Regions from separate parts of the Homo sapiens genome. Here region 2 is linked to region 1. Evidence: read pairs that join two places in POLR2A ChIA-PET (ENCODE). Cell type or tissue: Caco-2. All regions are shown on one strand. Each heading gives the region's core, and the rest is flanking DNA. Links, peaks and the distances in the headings are about the cores only. Region 1 overlaps MARK2 (microtubule affinity regulating kinase 2). Region 2 overlaps LOC124902693.

Evidence for each region. ChIA-PET counts read pairs that join two places held together with the same protein. Peaks named below come from ENCODE experiments on the same cell type or tissue, not always from the same donor. Only the 100,000 strongest peaks of a DNase experiment are listed, where the experiment ranks them.
Region 2: POLR2A ChIA-PET joins it to region 1 with 8 read pairs; 1 of 35 experiments calls an interaction of 5 or more read pairs at or near these places.

The regions. Positions count from the first base shown.
Region 1 is chr11:63,853,358-63,858,851 of GRCh38, forward strand. The region is part of intron 1 of MARK2 (microtubule affinity regulating kinase 2); the gene reads left to right. Among named protein-coding and RNA genes, the nearest start is that of MARK2, 17 kb to the left of the region's middle. In Caco-2, for the core only: no CTCF peak of the experiment used is centred there; a DNase peak (open chromatin) is centred at 2,814.
Region 2 is chr11:65,812,528-65,817,766 of GRCh38, forward strand. The region is part of intron 3 of LOC124902693; the gene reads right to left. Among named protein-coding and RNA genes, the nearest start is that of SNX32, 19 kb to the right of the region's middle. In Caco-2, for the core only: no CTCF peak of the experiment used is centred there; DNase peaks (open chromatin) are centred at 2,477 and 5,090; H3K4me3 peaks cover 670 bases.

The sequences.
Region 1 (5,494 bases), core at 221-5,220:
CATTGCACTCCAGCCTGGGCGACAAGAGCGAAACTAAAAAAAAAAAAAAAGATGTAGCTGCACACATGAAGACCAAGTTAATATCTTATTTACAGAATTTTACTTTCACCTTACAAATGAGCAAATCTATAGATGTGGCTCGACTTGCTGTATCAGCACCAACTGCTCATCAAAGAATAATTTATTTTATGTGAATGCTCAGCAGCAGATACAAATGGTGATAAATATTCAAAGGGTTGAATAACTTCCTGAATCTCATGACTTATCCTGGAACAACTTTATTTCCATTTGCACCCTTGGTGCAGAAGCAGTGGTGGAGAAAACTGCTGACGCCGTAACATGGATCAAGGAAGTGGCACTAAGCTCTACTAGTGGTCATTGTCATGGTCTTCTTTCCCACCACAAACTTGTGGTTGAAAAATAAAAGCCATTTTTACTTGAGAATGTCTTGAATGAAGGATTAAAGACTATCATTTTTTTTATTTACTTATTTATTTATTTATTTATTTTAATTTTTATCTATTTATTTTTTTGAAACAGAGTCTCACTCTGTCTCCTAGGCTGAAGTGCAATGGCGTGATCTGTGCTCACTGCCACCTCTGCCTCCTGGGTTCAAGTGATTCTCCTGCCTCAGCCTCCCAAGTTGCTGGGATTACAGGCACCTGCCACCACGCCTGGCTAATTTTTGTATTTTTAGTAGAGACAGGGTTTCGCCACGTTGGCCGGGCTGGTCTGGAATTCCTGACCTCAGGTGATCCACCTGCCTCGGCCTCCCAAAGTGCTGGGATTACAGGCATGAGCCACCATGCCTGGCCAAGACTATTAATTCTGTGTGTGTGTGTGTGTGTGTGTGTGTGTGTGTGACAAGGTCTCACTGTGTCACTTAGGCTGGAGTGCATTGGTGCAACCTCCGCCCACTGCAACCTCTGCCTCCCGGGTTCAAGTGATTTTCTCACCTCAGCCTCCCCAGTAGCTGGTACTACAGGTCCGCACCACCACGCCTGGCTAGTTTTTCTATTTGTTTTTTTTTTTTTTTTTTGGTAGAGACAGGGTTTTACTATGTTTGCCAGGCTGGTCTCAAACTCCTGACCTCAAGTGATCCACCTGCCTCAGCCTCCCACAGTGCTGGGATTACAGGCATAAGCCACCATGCCCAGTCTTTTATTTTATCAACCCTTTAATAAAGGTCTCTTTAGGCCAGGCATAGTGACTCACGCCTGTAATCCCAACACTTTCGGAGGCCAAGGCGAGTGGATCACCTGAGGTAAGGAGTTCGAGACCAGCCTGTCCAACATGGTGAAACCCTGTCTCTACTAAAAATACAAAAATTAGCTGGGCATGGTGGTGGGTGCCTGTAATGTCAGCTACTCGGGAGGCTGAGGCAGGAGAATTGCAGTGAGCCGAGATCGCACCATTGCACTCTAGCCTGGACCAACAACAGCGAGACACCATCCCAAAAAAAAAAAAAAAAAAAGGGTATTCCAAGTGAGGAAATACAAAGTATTCATGAGGCATTGCTGCTGTATGCCAAACTTGAGGAAAGCACATGTGTTGGAGCTGAACCAGCTGCAGGGATCATAATTTTTTCTTGAAAGAACAACTGATGGACAAACTAGAGTTGTTCATATGGACATTTTATGAAAATGAACAAAGTGAGCCTGTCATTGTTGCCAGTGATAAAATTCAAGTTTTCAAGTGAAAATTAGAATTTTGGAAAACTTGTGTCTGCTAAAACTTTTCCGAGATTGGTAGTAAAATTAATGAATGTGATTTTTTGACATTGTGTGAAACGTCAGTGTTTGGAAATTCTGCACAATTCAGTGAAGAAATATTTTCCAGATTGCTAGTGGGTAAAAGAGCCATTCAAAGTGCAGGACGAGGCCAGGCATGGTGGCTCACGCCTGTAATGTCAGCACTTTGGGAAGCTGAGGAGGGAGGATCGCTTGAGGTCAGAAGTTCAAGACCAGCCTCTGCAACATGGCAAGACCTCATCATCTCTGCTAAAATGTTTAAAAAATTAGCTAAGCATGGTGATATGCACCTGCAGTCCTAACCACTCAGGAGGCTGAGGCGAGAAGATCTCTTGAGCCCAAGGTCAAGGCTGTAGTAAGTTGTGATTGTGCCACTGTACCCCAGCCTGGGCAACAGAGTGAGACCTTATTTCAAAAACAAAAAAAAAAAAAAACAGTGCAGGATGACTAATGTAAAAGTATATGAAATGTTCCTTGATAAAATTTCAGGTTCCACATTGCAACTAGCCTTTAAAAACTACCACTTGTTGAATTTTGGTGTAGTATCAAAGAAGAAAATCCTCAGTATCTGAAAGGCTGTTGAACTCTATTTTTCAACTACATGTCTCTGTGAAGTGAGATTTTCTTCATATGTTTCAACCAAAACAACTTATGAAAACACATTGAATGTGGAAGCAGAGAGAAGTCAGCTGTCTTTCATTAAGCCAGACATTAAAGAGATGTGCAAGAATGTAAAGCACTGCTACTCTTGTGGTGAAATTTCATTTTGTTTTGGAAAATACAGGTTTTTTATTTTAAAAAGATTATTAGCATAAACATGTGGATTTATGATCTTGAATGGATTAATAAATATTTTTTAAAATTAGTTTCAATTTCTAATAAGATAGCTGTGTAGTCCTCAATAATTTTTTAAGCATATAAAGAGTTCTTGAGACCAAAGGTGAGAAAACCACGGTAGCAGACAAAACATGGGGCCCTTGTCTTGATCGGTTGGTTGGTTACTTGCTTTGACTTCATAAGGAGCTCTTGTTTTGCTGGTTCCCAGCCCCAGTATAATCCCTGCCTGGGCCTCAAAGAGGCATTCAGTACTTTGGTTTGCAGTCCTTCTGGTTCCAGAAGCTAGTTCTCTGTGATGTGAGGGACTTTGACCAAAGATAACTGATTTCCTCCTTCTGATACATACACCACTGGCCCTGTGGGTTTTTTTTTTTTGTTTTTTTTTTTTTTTTAAATATATGGCTTGTTTATTCTTTTTCTCCCCTTTTTTCTTTATTTCTTAAATTTTTTTCTCATTTTCCCTTTTAATTTCTTTATTGTTGGTTTATTTATTTTGAAACAGAGTCTTACTCTGTTGCCCAGGCTGGAGTGCAGTGGCGTGATCTCAGCTCATTGCAGCCTTGACCTCTCCAGGCTCAGTTGATCCTCCCACCTCCGCCTCCCAAGTAGCTGAGATTACAGGTGTGCGCTACCACACCCGGCTAATTTTTGTATATTTAGTAGAGACAGTGTTTCGCCATGTTGGCCAGGCTGGTCTCGAACTCCTGGCCTAAGTGATCCGCCAACCTCGGCCTCCCAAAGAGCTAGGATTACAGGTATGAGCCACTGCAACCTGTCTTGTTTTTTATTTTTCTCATTTTTTTCCATTTTTAAATTTTTCATGTTTTTTTTTTTTTTTTTTTTTTTTTTTTTTTTTTTTTGAGACAAAGTCTCTCTCGCTCTCTCGCTCTCTCACTCTCTCGCCCAGGCTGGAGTGCAGTGGCGCCATCTCGGCTCACTGCAAGCTCTGCCTCCCGGGTTCACGCCATTCTCCTGCCTCAGCCTCCCGAGTAGCTGGGAGGGACTACAGGCGCCCCCCACCATGCCCGGCTAATTTTTTGTATTTTTATTAGAGATGGGGTTTCACCGTGTTAGCCAGGATGGTCTCGATCTCCTGACCTCATGATCCGCCCGCCTCGGCCTCCCAAAGTGCTGGGATTGCAGGCATGAGCCACCACGCCCGGCCTAAATTTTTCAGTTTTTATACTCATTTCCTTTTTGTTCGTTTTCTTTCTTTAATTTGTTAGTATTTGTTGTTTTTTGAGACAGCCTCACTTTATCACCCAGGGTGGAGTGTGGTGGCACGATGTTGGCTCACTGCAACTTCCACCTCCCAGGTTCAAGCAGTTCTCCTGCCTCTGCCTTCCCAGTAGCTGGGATTATAGGCACTTGCCACCAAGTGATTTTTGCATTTTAGTAGAGACGGGGTTTCTCCATGTTGGTCAGGCTGGTCTCCATGTTGGTCAGGCTGGTCTCGAACTCCTTACCTCAGGTGATCTGCCTGCCTTGGCCTCCCAAAGTGCTGGGATTACAGGCATGAGCCACCGCCCCAGCCTGTTTTTTGGTCAGCTGTTTTGTTTTGATTGCATTATAAGATTAGTTCATCAGGTAGACTTCCTTTGGTATATATTTAGTTGTGGTTTGGAAAATAAGTTTTTTATTAAAAATAAGTCATTTATGTTTACATGTAATGAGTTTACTCATGTTCTGTTAAATGAATTGATACATATTTAAATTTTTCCTCACTTGAATTTCTAATATAGTAAATACTGATAGATAAAATTCATATAAACAAAAGCTTCTGGGTGTTCAGTTATTTTTCAAAATGCAAAGAGTCCTGAAACCAAAAACTGTAAGAATCATGGTTGTAGACAAAACTTGGTTTGGTTCTCCATGACTTTGGTTGATACATTTTTTTTTTATTTTTTTATTTTTTGAGACAAGTTCTCATTCTGTCACCCGGGTTAGAGTGGAATGGCATGATCTCGGCTCATTGCAGTCTCAACCTCCCAGGCTCAAGCAATCCTCTCATCTCAGCCTCCCAGAGTGCTGGGATTATAGACATGAGCCATTGTGCCTGGCTATATTATCATCGTTATTATTGTTTTGTTTTGTTTTTTGAGATGGAGTTTTGCTTTGTCACCCAGGGTGGAGTGCAGTGGCACCATCTCAGCTCACTACAACCTCTGCCTCCTGGGATCAAGCGATTCTTGTGCCTCAGCCTCCCAACTAGCTGGGATTACAGGTGCACAGCACCACACTTGGCTCATTTTTGTATTTTTAGTAGAGACAGGGTTTTGCCATGTTGGCTAGGCTCCTGGCTTCAATTGATCTGCCTGCCTCGGCCTCCCAAAGTGCTAGGATTACGGGCATGAGCCACTGTGCCTGGCCCTGTAATATAATTTTACATGAGTTAATAGTGTAACATTTTCTCAGTTGTAATTTTTTTTTTTGAGACAGTGTCTCACTCTATCACCCAGGCTGGAGTGCAATGGCACGATCTCCACTCCCTGCAACCTCCCAGGTTCAAGTGATTCTCCTGCCTCAGCCTCTTGAGTAGCTGGGATTACAGGCATGCGCCACCACACCCGGCTAATTTTTGTACTTTTAGTAGAGATAGGGTTTTCACCATGTTGTTCAGGCTGGTCTCGAACTCCTGACCTCGTGATCCACCTGCCTCTGCCTCCTAAAGTGCTGGGATTACAGGCCTGAGCCACTGTGCCTGGCCAGTTTTAATTTTAATACAATAAATATCAGTAGCTATCACCCACATGAAGAAAGCCATTTGACGTCATCAGTAAGAGTAAAGGGATTCCAGACAGTGTGAGAACTCTTTTGTAAACAGAGATAGGACTGATAATCCCTGTCCTCGATTGGTTGATTACTTGCTATGACCTCATAATGAGCCTCTGTTTTGCAATTTCTGG
Region 2 (5,239 bases), core at 240-5,239, 2.0 Mb after region 1:
TATCACCATTACCTCACTGATCTTAACTAACATCCAAGGAAGGAAGGAAAGAAAAAAGGCAGAAGCTTTCTCATTTCCTAAAACAAAAGTGAATGGGGGCTGGGTGCGGTGGCTCACACCTGCGATCCCAGCACTTTGGGAGGCCAAGGCAGGTGGATCAGCTGACGTCAGGAGTTCGACACCAGCCTGACCAATATGATGAAATCCCGTCTCTGCTAAAAATACGAAAACTTAGTCGGGTGTGGTGGTGGGCACATGTAATTCCAGCTACCCAGGAGGCTGAGACAGGAGAATCGCTTGAACCTGGGAAGCAGAGGTTGCATTGAGCCAAGATCTCACCACTGCACTCCAGCCTGGGCAACAGAGCAAGACTCCATCTCAAAAAAAAAAAAAAAAAAAAAAAAGTGAATGGGGAGTGGGAGCTTTTAGGTGAACCAGCTCCTATTCACCTATGGTCAGTGAAGAATAAGTACCTCAAATATACACAATAACACTAATGGGGATGGGGGAGGGCATACAAATGAACTCCAAAGCCCTGACTGTGGCCCATAGCCAGAGAAAACAAAAAAGATTCCTGATTTGGGGAGAGGAGTCCTCAACTGGGAGTTTGACAGTTCAGACTGATTTCAAAAGACAGGCTGAATTTTACCCCTCTGTGCTAGAAAGGGTATCGAACCATAAATTCCCCCTGCCCTGACTTCACCAAACTTTGTAAATAACAGAGACGCGCACCCGAGTAATTAGAAGAAAAAGCTAAGTGGCTTGTCAGCTAAGTGGCTTGAGTAGGCATAGGTGTGGCTGGAAGCATTCTGTGTATTTTCTCTACAGCCAAATGTGTAAACGGTCAGAAATACTAGTTTAATGAGCTTATAAATTTGGAGTGACTCTTTACATCTGACAGTGAGGTCTGGGGTTCAACTATTTCACCTCTGAAATCAAAGAGGCTGTGATGGGGTATTCATCTCTTACCAATTCTTTTTTTTTTTTTTTCTTTTTTTGAGATGGAGTTTCGCTCTTGTTGCCCAGGCTGGACTGCAGTGGCGCAATCTCAGCTCACTGCAATCTGTCTCCCGGGTTCAAGCAATTCTCCTGCCTCCGCCTCCTGAGTAGCTAGGATTACAGGCGCCCACCACAACGCCCGGCTAATTTTGTGTATTTTTAGTAGAGACGGGGTTTCATCATGTTGGCTAGTCTGGTCTTGAATTCCTGACCTCAGGTGATCCACCCACCTCGGCCTCCCAAAGTGCTGGGATTACAGGTGTGAGCCACCACGCCCGGCCCATCTCTGACCAATTCTTCCAGAATGTTCCACAGGTTTCTTCTTCACACTTTATGATTCTATTTTACTGACCCAAACAATTCGCCCTCCAATGTTTCGTGGAGGGGATAACAACTCTGGGTATTTGAAGATGTTTTCTGACATCTTATCTGTTTCCTTCCCTCCTTGGTCTGCGCTGGGCTACCTGAAATGCCTCCTACACGCGCGCTTCCCTTATGAACATTCATTAGATGGGTACTTGTCCTGCTTAACTCCTACAAATTCACAAGTTCTCTAATGCTCAAATTCAAAGCACTTGCATCTCTAGGTAATCACTGTTTGCTAAAATGCTCTTTAGCTTTTTCTATCTACAATGTTTCTAAACGTTAATTTAATTGAACTTAAAAGCGATTGTGCATAATGTGCCGCAACTTGGCACTCAGCTCATGTAAACAGTGTCTTGCTGACAGGGTAGGTCTAGTGCAGGAAATAACCGCGTCAGCAGCGCTGTCCCACATAGGACTACAAATCCATGACAGCCTCAGGGGCTCCCCACGAGGCACAATGGGTGATGTCATTCTTCTGGGGCTTGGCTAGGCCATGACTGGGTCTAGAGGCACTCTCTCTTCCCAGTCCGTTTTTAGAACTAATATTTGCAATGCCACTTCCACATTTCCCTCTATTTCTGATTCATGTCAGCCTGAGGCCTGAGACAGAACAAGCCTGCAGCTGAACACATGGTTACCACTTTTTTTCCAGAACCTTAGGAAAACGTTGTTAATGTTCAGGGCTATGAGTGACCTTGCCGTCCCACATCATGGAACTATTTATTAAACAGATGGATGGACAACCTTATAATTAGGTCAACTACGTATACTCCGATTCAAGCCCTTGGTTTCATTCCTTTTCTCTCTAAGATTAGGGAATTTCTCAATGACCAATAACGCAGAAATACACCCCCTCACATCCCGAGGGAGATTGCTCAGCCTACAGCCACCCCGTGAAGATCCCATGACTTCTGGCATCTGCCCTAATAACCCAAGTCTCTTATCTGTGAGTTTTGGTTTGTCAGACCCTGTTGTTCGCATTAATCTTCCTGTGCCTGTGAGGACAGAACCCGGACAAAGTGGGAGTCCTGAACCTGCGTATGCTGGTTGAATAGGTAAACACCCTCAGATAAGGAGGCCTTGGGAAAACCATTGTGACGTCCTAAGAATGCAAGGTGTAAAAGTTCCAATCCCACTCTCCCACCCCTAAACCAGTTGAGACACAGACCTGCCCTTCCCCAGGTTGACTTGGCCCGACTAGATAGCATCTGCAATCTGCACTCGCTCCCTCCCTCCCAAGTGAATCAGTCCCCAACCGGTTACCTCCCCAGGCTCCTTGGAGACAATGCCAAGTACAGCCTAGGGGGTGATGGCTCCATTTGAGGAGCCTGGCATCTTGGAGAGTGCCACCCCAATCCCCCGCTTTGGGCAGGTGCATAGGGAGGACTCAGGAAAGAGGTGTTCTGCCATGGACCAGTCCAGGTCCAAAAAGTCTCGAGAAGCGCCCGGGAGCCAGGAGAAAAGCCGAGAGATGAAAGGAGATGCCTGAGGTGCCGCAGCCCAGGTCTGAGCCGGGCTAGAAACCGCGTGACAAAACAAAGATGCGTTCTTAGCCGTGATGGAACTCCCAGATTAGCTTGGCTTTCTTCCTTTTGTTTTGTTTTGTTTTATTCATCTCTGTCGCATCTATTTTCCTCTGGGCATGTGACACTTCCACTCTTTCTCTTCTTTAGTCCTCTTCCAGAAGTTCTGTTCTGTGCTGGATTAGGTCAGGAGTGATGGATTGTTCTTATACACACGGGATATGGTGGATGAATGTGTTGATCTGACACTCACTGAGAGTTCTAAACAGGGAATTATAGCAGTGACAAGTGGTGAAAGACATGGCCCCTGCCTCTTGAGCTTCTGTGGGACCCAGCAGGCTGGAGGGGCGCACCCAGCTTTATGCATCTGCCCTCAGGAGAGCTGCACAGGCTCCAATTTTTCTACTTTTATTTTTAATTTAATTTTTTTTTTGAGATGGAGTCTCACTCTGTCATCCAGGCTGGAGTGCAGTGGCACAATCTCTGCCCCCCAGGTTCAAGCGATTCTCCTGCCTCAGCCTCCCAAGTAGCTGGGATTACAGCTGCCTGCCACTGCGCCCAGCTAATGTTTGTATTTTTAGTAGAGACAGGGTTTCACCATCTTGGCGAGGCTGGTCTTGAACTCCTGACCTCGTGATCCACCTGCCTTGGCCTCCAAAAGTGTTGGAATTACAGGCGTGAGCCACCGCGCCCGGCCTCAGGCTCCGGTTTTTCTAAATGAAAGCCTCATCTCTTACTGACCCACTGGGTAACTGAACCCTTGATTTTCATGTAAGACTGATCTCTTGGCCTGGCGCAGTGGCTCACGCCTATAATCCCAGCACTTTGGGAGGCCAAGGCAGGCAGATCACCAGATCAGGAGATTGAGACCATCCTGGCCAACATGGTGAAACCCCGTCTCTACTAAAAATACAAAAATTAGCTGGGTGTGGTGGAGTGCACCTGTAATCCCAGCTACTTGGAAGGCTGAGGCAGGAGAATGGTTTGAACCCAGGAGGCAGAGATTGCACAGTGAGCCAAAATCACGCCACTCCACTGCAGCCTGGCGACAGAGCGAGACTCCGCCTCAAAAAGAAAACAAACAAACAAACAAACAAACAAAAACGGATTTCCCGCTGGTAACAACTGGTTAATTAGTCTCTGGTTTTCTGTCCTTCTAGTCAAATGCTCCAGAAGAGCTCTGTATTTAAATACGCCCAAGTATGAATCTCTGGTCAAGTGAAGACTATTTCTAGAAAACAAGTAAGTCTTCCCAAATTCATCTGCCTCAGCTAGGACTGGCATAAATCACTTTTTCTTGAATTGGTCTCCATTGCATATCCCATTTTCTTCTCATCTTTTTTTTTTAATTGCCAAACAAGATGTATGCCACCCAAGCCACAAAATGGCAGGCAACCAATTTCTGTCCTGCTACATCCAAAATTCTCTAAGGTTCTACAAATATGAGCAATGATTACCAAAGGACTTGTGCTGTAAGGGAAGAAGAGGAACTGGAAATATTCCGGCTAGTGCCAGGAGCTCTGGGGACCCCAGCTCTGCCTGGCTGCCTGGGTCCAGTCATTCCGAAGGAGATAATGTCTATGGCTGCTGATAGGTCTCTCTGGTGACCACAATTTCAGAACTGGAAATTGGTGGTGGTCTGATGCGTAGCCTAACAAAGGGCCAGTGGGCCAGTCCTCTGTCCCAGAAATTGAGATTGTCCCAGAAATCTGAGGCCACATGGTTGCCCGCAGGACAGCTCTAAGACACCATTTAGTTGATTAAAGCAGATGTTCAAACTCTCCTCCAATCCCACCTATCTACTCACAATTTGCATCCCCCCAACCCCCATCAGTCTCCTTTTTTTAAAAAAAGAGATATGCTAGGCCAGGCATGGTGGCTCAGGCCTGTAATTCCAGCACTTTGGGAGGCTGAGGCAGGAGGATCACTTGAGACCAGGAGTTTGAGATCAGCCTGGGCAACATAGCAACACCCTGTCTCTAAAAAAAAAAAAAAAAATTAGCCAGTGATGCGTGCCTGTGGTCCCAGCTAGCTACTCGGGAGGCTGAGATGGGAGGATCGCTGGAGCCCAGGAGGATGAGGCTGCAGTGAGCTCTGATTGTACCACTGAACTCCAGCCTGGGCAACAGAGCCAGACCCTGTCTCCAAAAAAAGAAAAAAGATAAAGAGAAATGCTAGTGGTAAAAAAACGTAACTTAAAGCCTGTACATTCCCCGCAGGGGGGTGTTTATGGCCTTGTATCCAGCTGGCTCTTCCCAGATTCAAAAGCAATTATTCCAAAAGAATGCTTTATGGTTAAAATTAAACCACAGTCCAAAAGCTATTAGAACTGGACTTTGAACAAATGCCAA